Regions from separate parts of the Homo sapiens genome. Here regions 1 and 2 are each linked to region 3. Evidence: read pairs that join two places in POLR2A ChIA-PET (ENCODE). Cell type or tissue: A673. All regions are shown on one strand. Each heading gives the region's core, and the rest is flanking DNA. Links, peaks and the distances in the headings are about the cores only.

Region 1 (6,407 bases), core at 716-5,715, 71 kb before region 3:
CTCACACGTGTATACCCAGGACTTTGGGAGGCCAAGGCAGGAGGATCACCTGAGGCAGGAGGTTCGAGACCAGCCTGGGCGACATAGCAAGATCCTGTCTCTACAAAAAGTTAAAAAATTAGCCAGGCATGGTAGTGCATGCCTGTAGTCCCACCTACTCAAGAGGCTGAGGTGGAGGATCACTTGAGCTCAGGAGTTCCAGGCTGCAGTGAGCCATGATCACACCACTGCACTTCAGCCTTGTATCATAGCAAGACTCCCACCTCAAAAAAAAAAAAAAATTAAAAACCTTAGAGGAAAAAACCACAGGAGGAAAATCACATAACTAAATGCCTCAATACGTTTTTTTACTATCAACATAAACTAAAACCTAGTCTCTTGTTAGCCAAGCTTTCTGAAGTTAACCTATGTTATCTATCTCTCTCAAGGAAGAAATGACCCAAGGTCAGGCTGATCTCTTATTCATTCCAAGGCACTATATCAGCAACCGAGTCATTAAACAAGGCCAACTCTGCCTTTTTCACTGTGAGAACTTCATTAGATTTATCTGAAGTGTGCTTGAAAAATAATCTAATTTATGTTGCTCCAAATAGTTTAATTAGAATTCAATTAAATTCAACAGAATGCATACATCATTTTACATGGTGCACCTTGATTTATTTTATTTGCTTTTTTTTTTAAAGATGCAGTGGAGTTATTTGACCCTGCAGTATTATATCCAAAATAATCCATTTCATGCATAAACAACCTGGTCTTCAGGAGCACTAAGGGGGAAAATAATGTGTGCTCATTATTATGCATGTCACGTACAACTCATTTGAATTTAGTCTCTTTGGCAACGCGTGCACCGGTGAGATAGGTGCATCATATCAGTTCACTTATACTTCCATAGAGGATATTTTTTAGCCCCTCCCTTGTTTTTCAGCAGAAACACACACACACACACACACACACTCAAATGGATCAATCAAGGAAAATAAATGATATTCAGATTCTGTTCAAATCACTTTCACAGTCATGACGAAAACTTTAGGGCGTCAAGGGAACCAAGGATGGAGTTTAAAACTGTCTTCTTTTTTTTTGTTTTTTGAGACGGAGTCTCGCTCTAGTGCCCAGGCTGGAGCGCAGTGGTGTGATCTCAGCTCACTGCAAGCTCCATCTCCCGGGTTCACGCCATTCTCTTGCCTCAGCCTCCCGAGTAGCTGGGACTACAGGCGCCTGCCACCATGCCCGGCTAATTTTTTGTATTTTTAGTAGAGATGGGGTTTCACCGTGTTAGCCAGGATGGTCTCGATCTCCTGACCTCGTGATCCACCCGTCTCGGCCTCTCAAAGTGCTGGGATTACAGGCGTGAGCCACCGCGCCCAGCCTTTAAAACTGTCTTCTTTATGGATAGTTCAAAATACTAAATCATCTGGAAATGGCTTTTCTGTTATGGAGTAGACATGCAGAACTGGGATACAATCTGTCTTGGGTACTATGTAAGTGCCATTGGAAGGATGCTGACTTTCCAGGAGATGACTGACTTTCCAGGAAGGCCATAAAAAGTCAGTCTATCTTTTGGGTTGTTGGTGGCCATGAATCAGATTAATATGGCAGAAATCTCCCATGGCTATTTCTGTTATTCCAGAAACATGGTGGGGATAGCAAGTGTCTTTTCCCTGTGTTTTCTTGCTCCCAAATTACTTGTAGCTGAAGCATGCACAAGTAGAAAGTGAAGCCAGTGTGCTCTTGGTTTACCAGTCTGCCGAAGCTGTTATCCTTAGCATTGTTCACCATCAGGCAGCATTATTGCTGCTGTTATATCAAAGGAGCATTAAATGGCTGTAAAAACCTGGGGATGGTGGTGGGGAGGAGGTAGGGAGCTAGAAAATATACTTTAGCACAAAAAATTTTTCGAGTTATAGTGTTTATTTTTCAGCTATTGAAGTTTTACTTCATTTTCCCTTTAGTGGAACTTTAAAAAAATGGATGAAGCCATTCCCATTTCTTTTATTTGAAAGACAAAATCTTAATGTTCTCTTATTTGGTATTTTGTCACATACCCATCAGATGTCCTGTGTGCCCGTGAAGAGTCTGGAAACATTATAGCAGCCTTTACTAGGTGAGACAGATGAGCAAGGTGCATTGAGTCAAAGATCTGAAATTACTTGGATTTACCCAAATTTTGACATAGGATAAAATGAAGGAAGTTGCGTCTTGGTTCAGGCTGCTGTAACAGCATATAGTCATAGGCTTCATAATGATTAGAGTCAATGATGGACGGCACATATAACAGTGGTCCCATAAGATTTTAATGGAGCTAAGAAAGTCTTATCACCTAGAGACGTTGTAGACTTCATAGTGTAGTAGCGCAATGTATTACTCAGACATTTCTGGTGATAGTGGTGTAAACAAACTTCTATGCTGGCAGTCGTACAAAAGTATAGCACATACAATTATGTACAGTAATACTTGTACTATATAATTACGTATTATAATACTTGATAGTAAACATGTTATTGGTTTATGTATTTACTATACTATACTTTTAATCTTTTAGAGTGTATTCCTTATATTTTTTTTTTTGTATAAAAGTTAACTGTAAAACAGCCTCAAACAGGTCCTTCAGGAGATATCCCAGAAGAAGGCATTGTTATCATAGGAGATGACAGCTTCATGGGTATTATTGCCCTAAAGACCTTCCAGTGGGACAAGATGTTGAAGGGGAAGACAGTGATATTGATGACCTTGATCCTTTGTAGGCCTAGGCTAATGTGTGTGCTGCATTTTAGTTTTAACAAAAAAGTTTAAAAAGCAAAATAAATAATGTTAAAAGTAGAAATAAGCTTATAGAATAAGTATATAAAGAAAATATTTTTCTATAGCTGTACAATGTGTTTATGTTTTGAGCTAAGTGTTATCACAAGAGTCAAAACATTTTTAAAAATGAAAAAAGTTTATAAGGTAAGAAAGATACAGTAAGCTAAGGTTAATTTACTATTAAAGAAAGGAAAATATTTTAACTAAATTTAGTACAGCCTAAGTTTATAAAGTCTACAGTAGTGCCCAGTAGTGTCCTAGGCCCTCACATTCACTCACCACTCACTCACTGACTCAAGCAGAGCAACTTCCAGTCCTGCAAGCTCCATTCATGATAAGTGCCCTATACAGGTGTACCATTTTTCTGTTTTTTATACCATATTTTCACTGTACCTTTTCTATATTTAGATATGCTTAGATACACAAATACTTACCATTGTGTTACAACTGCATACAGTATTCAGTACAGTAACATGCTGCACAAGTTTGTAGCCTAGGAGCAATAGTATAGGTGTGTAGTAGGCTATACCATCTAGGTTTGCGTAAGTACACTCTATGATTGCACAATTATTAAAATCACTTGAGGATGCATTTTCATTCTTAAGTGATACATGACTGTACCATAGACTGGGTGGCTTATAAACAACAGAAACCTATTTCTTACAGTTCTAGTGGATGGAAGTCCAAGATCAGGGTGCTAGGATGGTCAGGTTCCTGTGAGGGGCCCCCTTCCTGGTTGCAGACTGCCACTGTATCCTCACATGGCAGAAAGAGGGCAAGAGAGTTCTCTGGGATCCTTTTTACCCTGTTCATGAGGACTCCATCCTCATGACCTAATCAGCATCCAATGGCTCCACTTCCTAATACCACCACATTGTGGGGGAGGTAGGATTTCAACATATGAATGTTGGGAAGAAACAAACATTCAGTCCATTACGAGATGGTTTGTAAATGGTTTCATCTGGAGAACACAATAAATGACTGCTTTCCCTACCAGTCCTCGTTTCACTGGACTGGATTTCACTGAATTCCACTGAGCCAGGTGAACTGGAGTGTACATTTATGTTCACAAAAGTGATACTTCATTTTTTTTCCTTCTTTGTTCTTAAAGAAAGTGTCAGTGGTTCCCACAACTTGAGGGCCTGAGACTGGTTTTTAGTTTTATCCTTGGCAGTGGCTCCTCCTAAAACAGGCTAATTGCTTTTACATAGAATATGAATTTAATGAGACTGCTTATTTTCCGAATAAAAATCTTAGGTTTATAATCTGCCTGACATTTTTGTTTTGCCTGATGTTTTACCACAATGTTTGGTCTTGGTAGCTTTTAAAAAGGTTGAGCTTTTTATAAACCTCATAAACCAGCTTGAGTTGTCTTTTCTTTTCACTCCCAGCCCCCTCATCATTGTCTTTTTTAAAATAAATTTAATGTATATATTTAAGGTACACAACATGATGCTACTACATATATAAGATACACATATATATGGTAAAATAGTTACTAGAATGGAACAGATTAACATATCAAGTCTTTAAACATTCTCCTTAGATTGCCCTGCCTCAAGGGCTTTCTTTCCCACTGGTCTATCCTCCTTTTCTCTTCCATCTTAATGGCAACTGAGAAGCTTTTGAGATTTCCCACTTTATGACATCCCTTTCTTCTAATTGCCTTTTTCTCTGTTAAGCCTGAAGCAGGAGTGGCAGTAACAGAATTATATTTATTCATTTTTTTTGTTAGAATCATCCCTGCAGTAGAAATTTCAACAGGTCAAATTTCTTCCCCGTCATTATAATATTTAATTATGGTAAATATCCAATTTTCATTCTTATAGAAGACCTTTTCGTCTAGAATAAATTTTATCTAGCCCATGCTGCAAAAATTGGATTTCGATGTAATTTTGAGGCATCTTTTAAGGCAGTCTGTCAAAAGTGCTGAGATAAAATTACTCTTTTATTGTCAGGTTCTTGTAACAGGGCAATTGGAGTCATCTTTTGATGCAAAGAATGATGAAGAAAAATGTCAGCTAGCCTCCACTCTGAATTTTTTTACTACTTGAAAGCAAAGGCCAGATATCTTTGTCTTCTAAAATGAGGCATAACTCTCCTACTTATTTATCCAGGTTCTCTGCATGTTCTTTCAAGTTAAATGCATAATTGATTATCTCAGTTGATTATACATTTTTCAAGCAGGTTTTAATTATGTGTGGAGAAGTTCAGCACTCGATGGAATCTAATTTTCCCAATTTGCTCATCTTTAAATACACTACATTTCAAGCATAAAAATGTAGTAAATAAGTGACAAAATAATGAAATTTGACATGGGTTTTTATTTTAAGAGAAAGTGAGTCACCGATCCACTTGCATACTTTCTTTGTTTTTATTTATTCAATAGATTTTAAAGTTAGATGTTTGCCATTTGGCCTCAGAGTTCACTAACATAATTCAAAATGCAAAGCTAAAAGCATTGTGTAAGGAAAAATGCCAAAGTCATTTAGCAATGTATAAAGAAAAAAACAGCAAAAGTAATCCTTAAAAGGTTGCCCCCTCTTTCCTACTCTCCAAGATGTTATTAAGTGTGAGAACTAGAGTCAAAGTTCCTATTTAAAACTAAAATCTGTTAGTTTCATAATACTCATTTCATGTAAGACTTCTTAAATATTCCTCATTTCTTTTTTGTTTTCCTTCCTCAGTTTCTAAAGGGCAGGAATCCTCTAAACTTTCCAAACTGGAGAATAAACTTCTTAGTCAGAACTTGGGGAAAGAATGCTGAGATGCATGTTAACAATATTTTTTCTAGTTTTTTTCTAAATGTATCATAATGCAATTTTATAGACAAATTTAAGTAATCACTGAAAGTGTTGGTACTTCCAAATATACTTAAAGATAATTAAAACTATTCTGAATATCGACCATGAGGTAGTTACTGTCAGAGGCAGTTTATATAAACCACCTTATTTAATCCTCATGACAGCCTGTGGGATATGTATTATGATCTCCATTTTATAGATGAGGAAAATGAGTCTCAGCTAGTTAGTGGCAGTTAGGATCCAAATTCAGATCTATTTAGTTTCAAAACTTTTCATTTGACTATACCATGATGGTTTTCTGATGGAAGATGGCAAAGGCTCTTACCAACCAAGCTAGTGATTTAAAACTTATCTTTTTAGTTCAACCATTGTGGAAGACAGTGACTCCTCAAAGACCTAGAACCAGAACTACCATTTGACCCAGCAATCCCATTACTGGGTATATACCCAAAGGAATATAAATCATTCTATTATAAAGATACATTCATGCGTATGTTCAGTGCAGCACTATTCACAATAGCAATGATATGGAATCAACCCAAATGCCCATCAATGATAGACTGGATAAAGAAAATGTGGTACACATACACTACAGAATACTATGCAGCCATAAAAAGGAACAAGATCATGTCCTTTGCAGGGACATGGATGAAGCTAGAAGCCATTATCCTAAGCAAACTAACACAGGAACAGAAAACCAAACACAGCATGTTCTCACTTATACATGGGAGCTGAACCATGTGAACACATGGACACAGGGAGGGAAACAACACACACTGGGGCCTGCAGGGGGTCGGGGGG
Region 2 (6,407 bases), core at 843-5,842, 52 kb after region 3:
TTAGTTGTGTGTATCTACGCCTTTGTCTGTGAATGTATTTAATTGACTTGTGTCTGTCTCTCTAATGTCTTTGTGATTATAACTGAATTTATAAAACTCTGAAGTTACTCTGTTCACTTGACTGGATGAGGCCAACTGGCACTTGAATGATGGTGATGATGCAATATTTTTGACCTACACAGATTCCATTGCACAATCACTCTTATAAAGTTATATGGTTGTGATAAATGCAATTGTACTACATGACTCTCAAAATTGATGCAAAGTGATTAAACAAAGAAAATAATATAAATTCTGTCCCCATGGCATGTCTTATAACCACACGAAGCCCAACAGCCTCACCTGTGGTGTGATACCTTAGTATCCAGTCAATATCATACTTGGCCTTGGATTCTCTCCTGAAACATCCAGAGGCCTTCCCTGGTGCTGACTGATGAAGGAATTCCATTTCATGAGACTTAGGCCATAAAAATATGCTTACTGCAAAATGGCCAACTATCTCCTCTTCTTGGATTTGGGCTGGCTCAAAATTATTCAGAACAACACTATATACAAATATGCATATATACATATGCATACACAAGCATAATAGTCAACACATTTTCTTTGTAGAAAATTTAAATTAAAGTGCACAGTGTCAGAGTAACAGAATGCAGGTCAGCAGGATTTAGGGCCCACGTGAACGCACACAGGGGCTGGGGCTTTGGGCTTTGGTAAACGCTCAATAAATGTCAGCTGAATGAAGAATAAACTTTTTCTGGCTTTATCTCTCCTTTAATTCTTGAACTCTCATGACTTCCAAGGGGGTTTTGCAGGAAAGAGCCAGAGAAACAGAGAAGAGAGTGAGGTTCCCTTGGATATTGAAGGGAGGGGGGCTGTAGCAGCTGGCCACCCACTTGGCAGGGGTGAGGCAGAAGCACCGATGACCCAGAGGACTTCCTCTCTCTGCTTTTCCTAACTCCCTCTATCCCACCCCTCTGGGGCTGGGATGTGCCAGCAGTTGCCCGAAGCCCCTGGTAGCATTGCTAAGGGGAGACAGCCCCCTAATCCCCATCCCATGTTACTGCTCCACAGCCTGTGCCTCTCCCTGCATCCCAGACTTAGAGTTGTGAACTCTTGTGGACCAAAGACTTGTAAAATATTCTGTAAAACCGGGATACAATTGGGGAGACACACCAGCTGTAAAGAGGGTTTGCAGCCTGAAGGCAGATCTCACAGACACTCAGAAAATGTTCCATCTTCATGAGACTGTCCACTACTGGGACAGCTTCATGACCGTGTTTGAGGGGGCTGCGCGCATCATGATGAGCACACTTTCGGAAGTGTGGGTGTCTAAAGCCAGGTTAAGGGGTCTGCGGAGTGCTGGCAAAGGAAGGGAGCATCCACAGAAGTCCAAAGAGAAGCTCGAGTAGATTTTGGCAGGAAGGAAGGGATGGGATGCGTGTGTGCAGGAGAGGGCATAACCAAATGTGATTAAAGGCCACAGAGAAAGGCACAGTGATAAGATGGTCAGAGATCAGCTGGAGTGGAAAAGAAAAAGAGGTAGGGAGAAAGAGGGGAAATTAAATGACGCTTCAATCTTCCTGTACATATACATATTTTTAAAATTTTAGTGCTACTTAATGTTGACTGTCTTCTGTTGTCTTAAAAGTAATGTCAGCATGAACCTTTTTTATTTAAATAACTTTTGGAAGCTGCACTTGAACTCCGATCTAGCAGTCCAGACGCTAGTGTTTTAGCCCCAGTTCTAATACTAATTTGCTTTTCTCTTAGACCATCAGTTCCCTTATTTATAGAGTAGATACAGTCATAACTCCCTTAAAGGGCTGTTGTGAAGATTTACTTTGTCTACCATAAAAATAACATAATCGTTTTTACAAACTGTAAGTGCAAACTTAATGCAACCAACTGTAAATGTTGTTTAAAACTACAGGGTTCAAGCTGGGCGCTGTGGCTCAGGCCTGTAATCCCAGCAGTTTGGGAGACTGAGGCAGGAGGATTGCTTGAGCCCAGGAGATTGAGGCGAGCCTGGGCAATATAATGAGACCCCATCTCTATTTAGAAAATGAATTTAAAAAAAAACTACAAGGTTCAAATTGTAATCCTGTTGCTATCACCATGACTTCAGAGACTTTTCTCCAGCCATTGTGTACTGTGTGCCTCCATGTCTCTATCTTTTTGTTTGTTTTGTTCTGTTTTGTTTTGTTTTGAGACAGAATCTCACTCTGTTGCCCAGGATGGAGTGCAGTGGTACAATCTCAGCTTCTTGCAACCTCTGCCTCTCAGGTTCAAGCGATTCTCCTGCCTCGGCCTCCCAAGTAGCTGGAATTACAGGCATGCGCCATCATGCCTGGCTAATTTTTGTATTTTAGTAGAGACAGGGTTTCTCCATGTTGGCCAGGCTGGTCTCGAACTCCTGACCTCAAGTGATCCTCCCGCCTCAGCCTCCCAAAGTGCTGGGATTACAGGTGTGAGCCACTGTGCCCGGCCGTGTCTATAAAATTAGAAAACAGAATCGTAGACACCTCTGGCATGTGTTGCCTAAGGATTCAAGGCATAAGGAGAATAAAATTCGTTTAAATCCTTAGGGGGAAAAAAGGAATCTATGTAAATCTAAGAGTAATAAACACTTCACTTTTCCATTAAAGTATTTTTAATGTCCTTGGAGATTTTTCAGAGCATAAGATGGTTATAAAATAATATTTGTTTATTTTTTCATATGGATATTTTATAATTTCTTTTTAGATTCAGAGATGTATGCAAAGAAAGTTAAATCTACTGAAAAGATTAATGGCAATCAGAAGAGGAGTTTTTGTTTGTTTGTTTGTTTGTTTTCTTTTTTAACAGTTTCAGTTATAATGCTTCTCTTTTCTACTTCTCTAACAACCACTTAGCCAAGGAATTAAGCTACGAGAAAACTGTTGAAAAATTATTTTGTCAGTATGTTTTATGTTATGTGACCACGAGGGGAAAGCTGAAGGCAAAAATCACTAAAAAAGAATAGCCTGTTTACTAAGAGCAGCTGCCAAACAGTTTCTCTTCAACAGTTACAGATGCCATGGTGAGAGCTTCAGCTGTAGCAATTAAATATTCCTGTCATTGACCTTCACTAAAACATTGTCCAAAAAATTATTATGACATAACTTCTGCTGATACTAACAATTTGTGTGACCTTGAGCACATCATTTCACCTCTTAGGACTTAGGAAGCCTCAACTATTAAATACAAGGGTCTTGGTGATTCTAAACTGAGGAGATACTGCCCTCCAGGGGCGTTTGCAAATGTGTAGAATGTTTAACGGTCAAGGCCCAGCAATGCTAACTGCCCTGCAGAGAGCATGAGACAATCTTGCAAAATCAGTTGTCCCACCCTAAATGCCAGTAGCAACCTTGATTATCTCTAATGTCCCTTCTGACAGTCAGTGATACCATATGTCTGACAATTCATTGATTTATTCAGCCACCAATTACTGAGGCCCCATTGTATGATAAGCACCAGGCTTCTCTCCTCAAATGCCCCAGAAACACTGGCTTGATTGTATCCTTCTTTAAGAAAAATTATGATTATATTCTTCTTTCCCTTCTCTTCTTTCTAAAAGTTTGCACTTACCCACAGGACCACCTGACACTTACAAATAAGGATTTTCCAACTCAAACCATTAGAGGAATAGATCTCAGGACTCATCAAGTGCTTTGGCTTTTCTAATGACACTGAGAACCTAAAAGCTCACTTCAGCTCTCCTCAAAGATTGGACCATGGCCTAGCTTGCCCTCAATAATTCAGGAATAGAGGCCTTCAGCTCCACTGACTGAGGGCTTCCAGCCAGATAATGAAACCCTAATTCTGTAGTGTGCAGCTAAATATTTCAACTTGATTCAATCATTTTTAATTTTTAACACAAAACACCAACTGTTTTATGCCCAGTGAACAGTTTTCAATGACAAACTGAAATTTCCTAATACACTGAAATAGCATCTGAGGCTAGCTGTAAAACCTACCTTAGAGCATATTACCACATCATTAACTCACATTGCTAATTAACTGCAGTGAGCAACTGTGTGCTGTAGTACAATCCTACCTGCCACCACCTCCTTCCTGTAGCCCCTCCAAGAGTGCTGTGACCTTTGGGCTCAGCCCCCAGCCATCACAGTGCTACTTAGCATTCACGTGGTCCTTCCTCACCTTATCATCTCAGCAACCTCAGGGATAGCTTACTATTCTGAGTGCTTGTTTCATTTTGCAGAGGAGAAGACCAGTGCACAGAGAAACATGAGCATCTGTCCAGGTCACAAAAAGCTTTGGGGATAGAGGGGATTCACAATGCTATTTGCAGTGCCAAGAAGCCACTCTGATGTTCAGGGATGCTTTGCAAATACGCAAACCTTTTCCAGCCTTCAGTGAATCTTGGAGACTCTATTTTGATGTTTCTGGTCATTAAAAATCTTTGTATATATTTGTTCAATAACTCTTATTGAATACTCCTCTTAATCCCTGCAGTGTTCTGATGCCAATAATCCTGTGCTAATTAAGTACTATTACAATTGGAACTACAGAGGAGAAGTACAGCATTCAACAAAAGCATCAAACAGGACTCGACCTAGCCTGGGGATCTAAGAGGCTTTCCTGAGGAGGCAAATTATAAGTGCAGGCCTGAAGGATAAAGGAGGAGGAAGTTCAAGCAGTGGAGCTCCTCCAGAAGGAGGAGTGTACATAAGTGAAGGCCCTGGGGCATGAAGGAGAGGCTTGTTCCATGTAGCAGAGGATGTTAGCTCAGTCTAGGTGGCAGAAGTGGGAGAGGGTGGCATGAGTAGATTTGAGAGATGTTTGGAAGATTAAATTGGCAGAATTTGGTAATCAATAGGATATAGGCAATGAAAGTGAAGGAGTATTGAGGATCACTGCCCTGTACTGGCAGCTGGGTGGTAGAGGCCACTTGTTTAGAATTCCAGCAAGGAGATATACTGGATGGTTGGACAAATCATAAGTTCCTCATGTGGTACAAGGAACTTGCAGTTCTATGTGACATCACTTTGTCTAAGAAAGACCCTGTCTTGGATAGTGTATCCAGAGGTCTTACCACAGTGTGGTAGAATCTGAATTAGTTCCATGGAGCCCAAAGAGTGTGTTTGAAAGCAGAGTTATAGACCAGCAATGAGGGCCTCGTGATTTAAGAATTACTTTCATATGTAGTATCTCTGAGGTTCATGCTGATCTTTGGGGAAAGTTGTTATCTTCATTTTACTAACAGAAATTTGAGGCTCCTGAGCTTGTGATTTGCCCAAGGTCACATAGCTGTAAATGAGAATCTGTACTCAAATTCAGGTCTTCTGGCTCCTAGCACAGGGGTCTTCTCATTTCACCACATTATCTCTCTACATAATTGGGGCAAATTCTCTATCAACTCTTTGGACTTACATGTCAGATGGAATCTCACTATTTGTACAAAATATATAAAAAATGAAATCAAATTTTTTTGCTATACTCTATTCAACTTTCTTTAAAAAATTTTTTTTCTAATAGTTCTTTTAAGTATTTCTACTTTTGAGACTCATATTTGTATTTATATTTAGAGCACTTTTTTATTTTAAGAATGAAATGACAAGAACAGATCAATTTTTACTGGTAGCAGGAAGACAGCTGTCCAGGAGAAATTAAATTCAACTTTTGTCTAATTTCTAATAATTCATAAAACATTATAAGACCTCTGCACCCTCATCTCCCATTCCCGGATCTACTCGTAAAATAGGGGGACAATGTAAAAAGGCTGGGTGTACTGTCCCCGAACCAAAGATGTTCCCATGGAGCATGGCCTGGCCCTGAGGAAGACAGGAGGCAGAGCTGCCCCAGCACCTGGAGGCAGGAGACTCTTCACCACCAGCCTGTCTTATCAATTTGCCTTCTCCCCTTTCCCTTAAAGTTTGGGGGATGTTTACAATTAAGTAAATAAATAAAGCTAATTTCCATTTATTTCAGAGTCTGTTTTAAGTACATCAAGTCTGGGTCTACACAAAATCTCAGGTTCAGGGGAAAGGCAGAACCCTTTCTGCAGAACTAAATTACTTTTCCCTACTACATGGAATGCTTCCTCCTGAATCTCCTGTTGTTGTTTACCTTCATCCCTCCCAATAGCTCCTGGACTGTTTTGTGATCCCAGTCGTGATTTTGCTCTCCTGGTTCTTCCTGCTGATCCGGTACAAGGCTGTGCATTTCATCGGCATCGTTGTCTGCATCCTGGGAATGGGCTGCATGGTGGGAGCAGATGTGCTTGTGGGAAGACATCAGGGAGCAGGTGAGTCTTCGGATGTTCACCAGGTTCCTTACCTCTGCGGGTGAGGCCAAGGCAAGAAATGGAATGTTCATAGTTGGGTGAAAACAAGGACCTTAGGAACCTGGATTTCCCACTATCT
Region 3 (6,407 bases), core at 644-5,643:
ACCTGCTTTTTATATGCTTAATATTTTATTGTAGGCATCTTTACATTGTTTTACAAGGCCTTTCTAAAAATACTTTTAAAAATAACTGCTACAGAGTCTAACAAGTGGATGTAAGGAAACATACCTCTGTAATTGGATAATTAAGTATTTAAATGCCCAGAATTTTGAAAACTAAAGTCTATTAAGGATTATAGAATAGTATTTCATTTTAATATTATATTAAAGATTATATATATTGTCTTCTTTTTGGTAGCCATGACATTTTAGGAGTTTTAATAATTGCTAAAAAATAAAATACTGACCCCTGGCCAGTAGAGTACTAAAATTATCTTAAATAATCTTCAGAGAGTTTATGTGTCCCTGGTGCTGTGAGAGTCCAGCAATGTCCTATCCAAGTTTTCATAAATGTTTTGTTATCTTAAATACGACTTTCCAATATTTCTCTTAATTCTATCCTCCAGGGCAATCTATATGACAAAAAGGAACAGAAGTGATTTCCAAAGATTTGATTTGTACGTTTGCTATTCTAAGCCAAGTAATGGCAAATATCATTTAAATGGCCTGCTATATAAAGTTATCTTTATTTTATAATTCAGTGGAAACAATAACTGTAGTTTGCTAAGACACTTAGTTGGAGCAAGCAAAAGAACAAAAGGAACCCAATTATGCAAATATGTGCCCCTTCAGAGCTCTTCCACCTTGAGGAGCTTGTCAGGAAATGAGAGAAGGTGGCAGATTTATAGTTTTCTGCCTCTCTGAGTGAGTAACCCTCCTCATAATTAAAATTAGACCTAATTGTGATTATCACTATTATTTTTCAACAATTAAGAATTGTCCACCTGATATACTTAAATGTTTCATGTTCGTCATTTTCTAATTCCTTCTGAAGACTTTTTCCCTGTTAAGATTTTACTGCCTAATCTATGGAAAGTCTTGTTTGGAGATTGGGACTCTTGTGAGGTCAAGGGACAAAAAAATCTAATTCTAATTTGCTTGAATTAAAAACAAAACAGCAAAAAAGAAACGAAGTACAAACAAAAGAGTAGAAAAACTGAAGGGTAGTGTGGACCTAATGTAGCTTGACTGGCTCAGAGGTAACTTAGGATCTGATTTCCAGATTTCTACATCTCTGTACTCTGCCTTCCCCTGGGTAAGAGCCGTTCTCAGACAAGGCTTTTCTCTCCTTGTGATTATTTAAGACATCCACCTCAGCTCTAGCCTTTGAACTTCTAGATTAAGGCATTTAAGGGAAGAGGTTCTTCCTATTCACTCAAGGGGAACCTGTTGTGTCTCCTTGACTCTGGTTATGTATCCAATTCTAAATCAACCACTTTGTTGAGGGTAAAGTTATGGGCTGATTGTTCCAAATCTGGGTCAGCGTGGAGCCATAGTCCAAGTGCTGCCCTCTTTCATGAATCCATCCCTAACCACCTGCTATGGGCTGAACTGTGCCTCTCCCAAATTTATATGTTAAAATCCTAACACCTCGTATCTCAGAATGTGACTGTATTTGAAGACAGGGTCTTTAAATAGGTAATTAAGATAAAAAGAGGTCCTATGGGTGGACCCTAATCCAAAATGACTGGTGTCTTTTAAAGAAGGGATTAGAACACGAAGGAAAATACTATCTGGAAGACACAGGGACAGGACAGCCATCTACAAGCCAAGAAGAGAGGCTCAGAAGAAATCAACTCTGTCAACCCTTGGATCTTGGAATTCTAGCCTCCAAAACTGTGAGAAAATTAAATTTCATTGCTTAAACCATCTAGTCTGTGGTACTTTGGTATGGCAGCCTTAGTAAACTGACAGACAACCCTAGTCAGAAGTGAGCCCTTTTTCTTCTAAACTTCCATTGTCTTTTTTGGCCTTTCTTACTTTCTACCTTGTGTTTCAATTATGCATGTATGTGTGTCTCATAACTCTCCTCCCAGACCATAAGGTCTTACGCAAAAAACCTTAGTCTAATTCATTTTCGAACTGCCCACATCACACTCATTAATTCATTAAATGATTATCATGTGCATACTCTGCATATACAATAGTCTTACTAGACCCTCAATAAATATATGCTAAATAAATGTGACTCCAAAGAAACAAGTGACTGACATCAATCATTATGAAATATCAGTGCTTAAAGAATGCATGATCAATTGGAGAACAACAACCAGGAACATATGGACATACCCTTGAGGAGAGTTTATGCCAAGAATACCAAGAACATGTCATGCTGACTATAGCATTTTAATATTTTCATGCTGCTTATTCCTATAGGGCTGGAAGCTCAAGTGATGTGAGCAGGTCATTATTATAATAAATTCCATGTCTGACCTTAGCCAGAATTGTACAGTGCTGAGTGGAAAGGAGTTTAAGAACTTAGTTGATGCATTACCTAAATAATTGGATTTCTCAGGTAAGGATATTAACTGTTTATTTTCTCAGAATAAATTTAATACACAGGCATCCACAGATAATAAAAATGCTATCATGTGGTAGACATTAAATATATATTTATTCAACCCACTTGTAACAGACATTTGTTGTTTTGAGCCAATCAGCATTCAGTCCCCTCTAGTTTAGCTACAGTATTCTTATTTCCTCAGGTAAATAAGCTCTTTTTCCTTTGTATGCATTCTTGGTGTAACTTTATTCAAGGTGCTTCATCTTTCTTTGACCAAGAGCTGGGCATGTCATTCAAGCTAGGCCAAAGTTTCTTTTCTCGCATGTCTTTGAATCTTGAATGGAGTGGGACAACTGTGAAAACAGTTGGTTTTGATTTGTTTCAGTAGTTGCATCTTGCATCTTAAAAAGACTGTCTGCTTTTATTATACAGATGTCCCAGAAGTCCTGAATACTGACTTTTCTCAAAACCAGTTCCCCTGCCTTCCAACCATTTACTTTTTCTAATTACAGCTACTACAGCTGGTGTCTGTTGATTTTAATTATAAAAATCTTGATTCAGAAATAATCATATAGCTGGGCGCAGTGGCTCACACCTGTAATCCCACCACTTTGTGAGGGTGAGGCAGGAGGATCACCTGAGGTCAGGACTTGAAGACCACCCTGGCCAACATGGTGAAACCACATCTCTACTAAAAATACAAAAATTAGCTGGGTATGGTGGCAGGCACCCGTAATCCTAGCTACTTGAGAGGCTGAGGCAGAAGAATCGCTTGACCCTGGGAGGCGGAGATTGCAGTGAGGTGACATCGCTCCATTGCACTCCAGCCTGGACAAGAGTGAAAAGAAAGAAAAGAAAGAAAGAAGGAAAGAAGGAAAGGAAGGAAGGAAGGAAAGGAAGGAAGGAAGGAAGGAAGGAAGGAAGGAAGGAAGGAAGGAAGGAAGGAAGGAAGGAAGGAAAGAAGGAAGGGCACTTATCCAAATTCTCAGCAGCACTATTATAAACTATTTAGGACAATAATTTATCTAGTTTTCTTATAGGAGTAGATATCATAATTAACTTTGGGAAATCCTAGTGTTTGAACATCATTTATATCAGGAAATAATTCCTATCTAACCTGAATATTGTCTATAAAAAGTTAAAACCATAAGTATTGAAGAAAGAACACTGAGAGGTGGGATACTTCATCACATTATTGTAAACATGCCAGTACAAGTTGAGGCAAGTTTGAATCCATCTGGGCATCTTTTTAAAATTTAACAATGCATAAGTATGTACTCCAGTTCTGTTCAGATTATCACTTCTCAGCTCTACACCTCTTCCTCTCACTAAGCTTTTAATTATAACCCACTATATTAATATCAAAGAGCTAAAATCAACAAGTTATGGCATATTATAATTATTAGCCCTGTACTAGCAGTCATTTAAGGACTGTTTTTTCTAGTCTTTATCACAAAACATTAAACTGATGAGAGATTATCCTCTTTGTTTGTTGTGAGATAAGCATGCAGGATGTGTCCCGTTTGTGTTAGCAAGGATGGGGAGACGGGAACCCATACACAGTGCTGGTGGAGTATAAATTCATATACTTTGGGGAGTTACTTGGTTCAACTAGAATGTGAAAAATGTGCATATTCTATGGACCAGTATATTTGGGTACTGGTAAGTTTTACACAGGCCCAGAGACATGTTTATTGTAGCATTGTTTATAATAGCAAAAATTGGAAATAAACTGTGAGTCCCACAATGAGAAAAATGGGTAAATAAAATATAGCAGACTGCTCTGCAGATTAAAAAACGAGGCAGACTTATTTGTATATAGCATGGATAACTCACACACACAGTGTTGAGTGAAAAAAATCCAAGTTGCAAAATTATATATAGATCAACTAGAGTATGATACCAGTATTATAAATTTGATAAAAATTACAGAAACACATTATATCTAGATATGCATACATATGCATATGCATGTGTATAAAAACAAAAATGGTTTGCAAGGCAATTCATAAATTTTCTAGCATTGCTTCTTAGGATAGGAGGAAATAGTACTGGATGTGAAGGAAAGTGAACACTTCAACTTGACATGGAGTGTTTTACTTTTTAATTTTACATTGTTCTTTAAAATAATTTTGAAGATATTTCAAAAAATTATTAAAATTACCAGTTTTCTGTCATGGCTACATTGGTATAGCCAATTACTTTTCTGTAGTTTTTGTTGTTTCAAAACTAAATGTTTTCTCAAGTTCACTACTATGACACAAGATGCTTGATTTATTCATTCACTCTTCAGCAAATATATATTACTTGTCTGCTATGTATACGATACTGTCTGGTACCATAGTAAGCAACAAAAATGTATTTAAAAATGGTCCTATCTTCAAATATCTTGTAACTTTAAAAGTTCTTATTGGGAAAAGTATGTGTAGGTTCAGGTATGCCTCATTGTGGTGATATTTTCAATAGTCTTATGATATGAAATTGTTACAGTTGTCATGAAATTACATGTAGGTGGGTTTCACTCTATGAAAACATAACAAGAAAATTACCACTTACAAAAGATTAAATTAGAGTGTGATTGACACTTTAAAAGAGAATTATTCCCTTCTCAAAAAAATGATTCATTGTAGGCCTTTTCTCTGAACATACAAAATGTGATGGTATATTTTAAAAAGTCACCTTACGCCAACCTTTTTGGGCAACACATCCATTATATAAAGTAAGGTATACCAGTATAAGACAGAGACATTTCACCTGAGAGTATTTTCAGGGGGTATACAATTAATAAGTCAAGCACACGTAGAAACTTGTAGATGAGGACCTTCATTGTAGCTCCATTGTCAGCTCTGGGTCCAGGTGGATAAATTTGATCAAATATCTTCTGAAAACCCAATGGGAAAGCATTCCCTGGGATGTCTCTCCATTACAACTTTGTCTACAGTGGGGAAGGAAGGTGAAGAATAGTAAGCCGAACACTGTCTCTCAATGAGACAAAAAATGGTAGGCCATGAGTGCTTAAGGGGTGTAAATCAATGACATCCTTAGTTCTGTTTATGAATGTATGACTTGTGCTCTTTTGTTTTTGCTCCCTTTTCCCTAACCTCTTTTAAAAGTAATCAACTGATAATTGACAGGCACTGCCTAGGTTTTATTTTTGTGAGCAATCCGTGTCCCAAGACATTTCTCTAGGGACCTTTGTTACACTCTTCTCCCTGGTATCAGGAGGCAAAGGAGAATCTTAGCCTCTCTCCTGGGTCTGGTCACTGATACCCTTGGCTCAGGCAAAGTGGACTTTGAGTTAGGAGTCACTGAAAACCTGGGGAAAAAAAAATCTGTCAACTACAGTGTTCCTTGACATTCAGACATGTTCTGTTCCATGGGGATTTCTATATTTGGCCAGACCGCAAGGTATTGAGGTAGATGAAACAGAAGAGATCTGAAAACTGCACGCTGAATTTCTCCTTGAGGTCTTATTTCTCAAAAATATGAGGCAATTTAAAATGTATGTGAGAAAAGAGTATTTTTGAAACTTTTCAAAAATAAAAGAAAGATCAAGAAGTGCTTTTAACTAATATGTATTAAAGGTTATTTGCCTGCATAGATAAGACGGTCTTGTTGCTAGGCAACGGAGACACCGAGACAATGGTGGGCCATGAAGGTAGAGGAGCTCATGAGTGTTTTAGTATGAATTCCTGTCACAATAGGAGCCAGGCTAACAAGCTTCTCCCAAAATGGGAAATGGCAGAAATGACGATATGATGGACAGAGAGGTGAGGCATCTGGATTTTATTTGTCTAACATACCCAGTTTTTGTATGATGTAGTTAATACTTTTATTAATGTAAAATGGCCTGTTTATCCTAGTAGGAATTTTTCTAACTTTGCAGCTTGTAGTTGATGACTCTGTTAGTGGAAGGAGTTGCAGAACTTCAGATAACAATGTCTAATATACAGATAGTTCTTAGAGAACTACCAGGGGCAGAGGCAAAGCTACATTATCTTAGCACTGT

Evidence for each region. Peaks named below come from ENCODE experiments on the same cell type or tissue, not always from the same donor. Only the 100,000 strongest peaks of a DNase experiment are listed, where the experiment ranks them.
Region 1: POLR2A ChIA-PET joins it to region 3 with 5 read pairs; 2 of 35 experiments call an interaction of 5 or more read pairs at or near these places.
Region 2: POLR2A ChIA-PET joins it to region 3 with 7 read pairs; 1 of 35 experiments calls an interaction of 5 or more read pairs at or near these places.

The regions. Positions count from the first base shown.
Region 1 is chr6:118,138,042-118,144,448 of GRCh38, forward strand. All of the region lies in intron 1 of SLC35F1 (solute carrier family 35 member F1), which reads left to right. The region is part of intron 2 of LOC107986523 (a long non-coding RNA gene); the gene reads right to left. Among named protein-coding and RNA genes, the nearest start is that of SLC35F1, 230 kb to the left of the region's middle. In A673, for the core only: no CTCF peak of the experiment used is centred there; no DNase peak of the experiment used is centred there.
Region 2 is chr6:118,260,866-118,267,272 of GRCh38, forward strand. It overlaps SLC35F1 (solute carrier family 35 member F1), which reads left to right. Exons shown (of 8, transcript NM_001029858.4): 4 at 6,130-6,289. Among named protein-coding and RNA genes, the nearest start is that of PLN, 280 kb to the right of the region's middle. In A673, for the core only: a CTCF peak has its summit at 3,284; a DNase peak (open chromatin) is centred at 3,266.
Region 3 is chr6:118,209,437-118,215,843 of GRCh38, forward strand. The region is part of intron 2 of SLC35F1 (solute carrier family 35 member F1); the gene reads left to right. Among named protein-coding and RNA genes, the nearest start is that of SLC35F1, 310 kb to the left of the region's middle. In A673, for the core only: no CTCF peak of the experiment used is centred there; DNase peaks (open chromatin) are centred at 3,215 and 3,535; H3K27ac peaks cover 1,631 bases.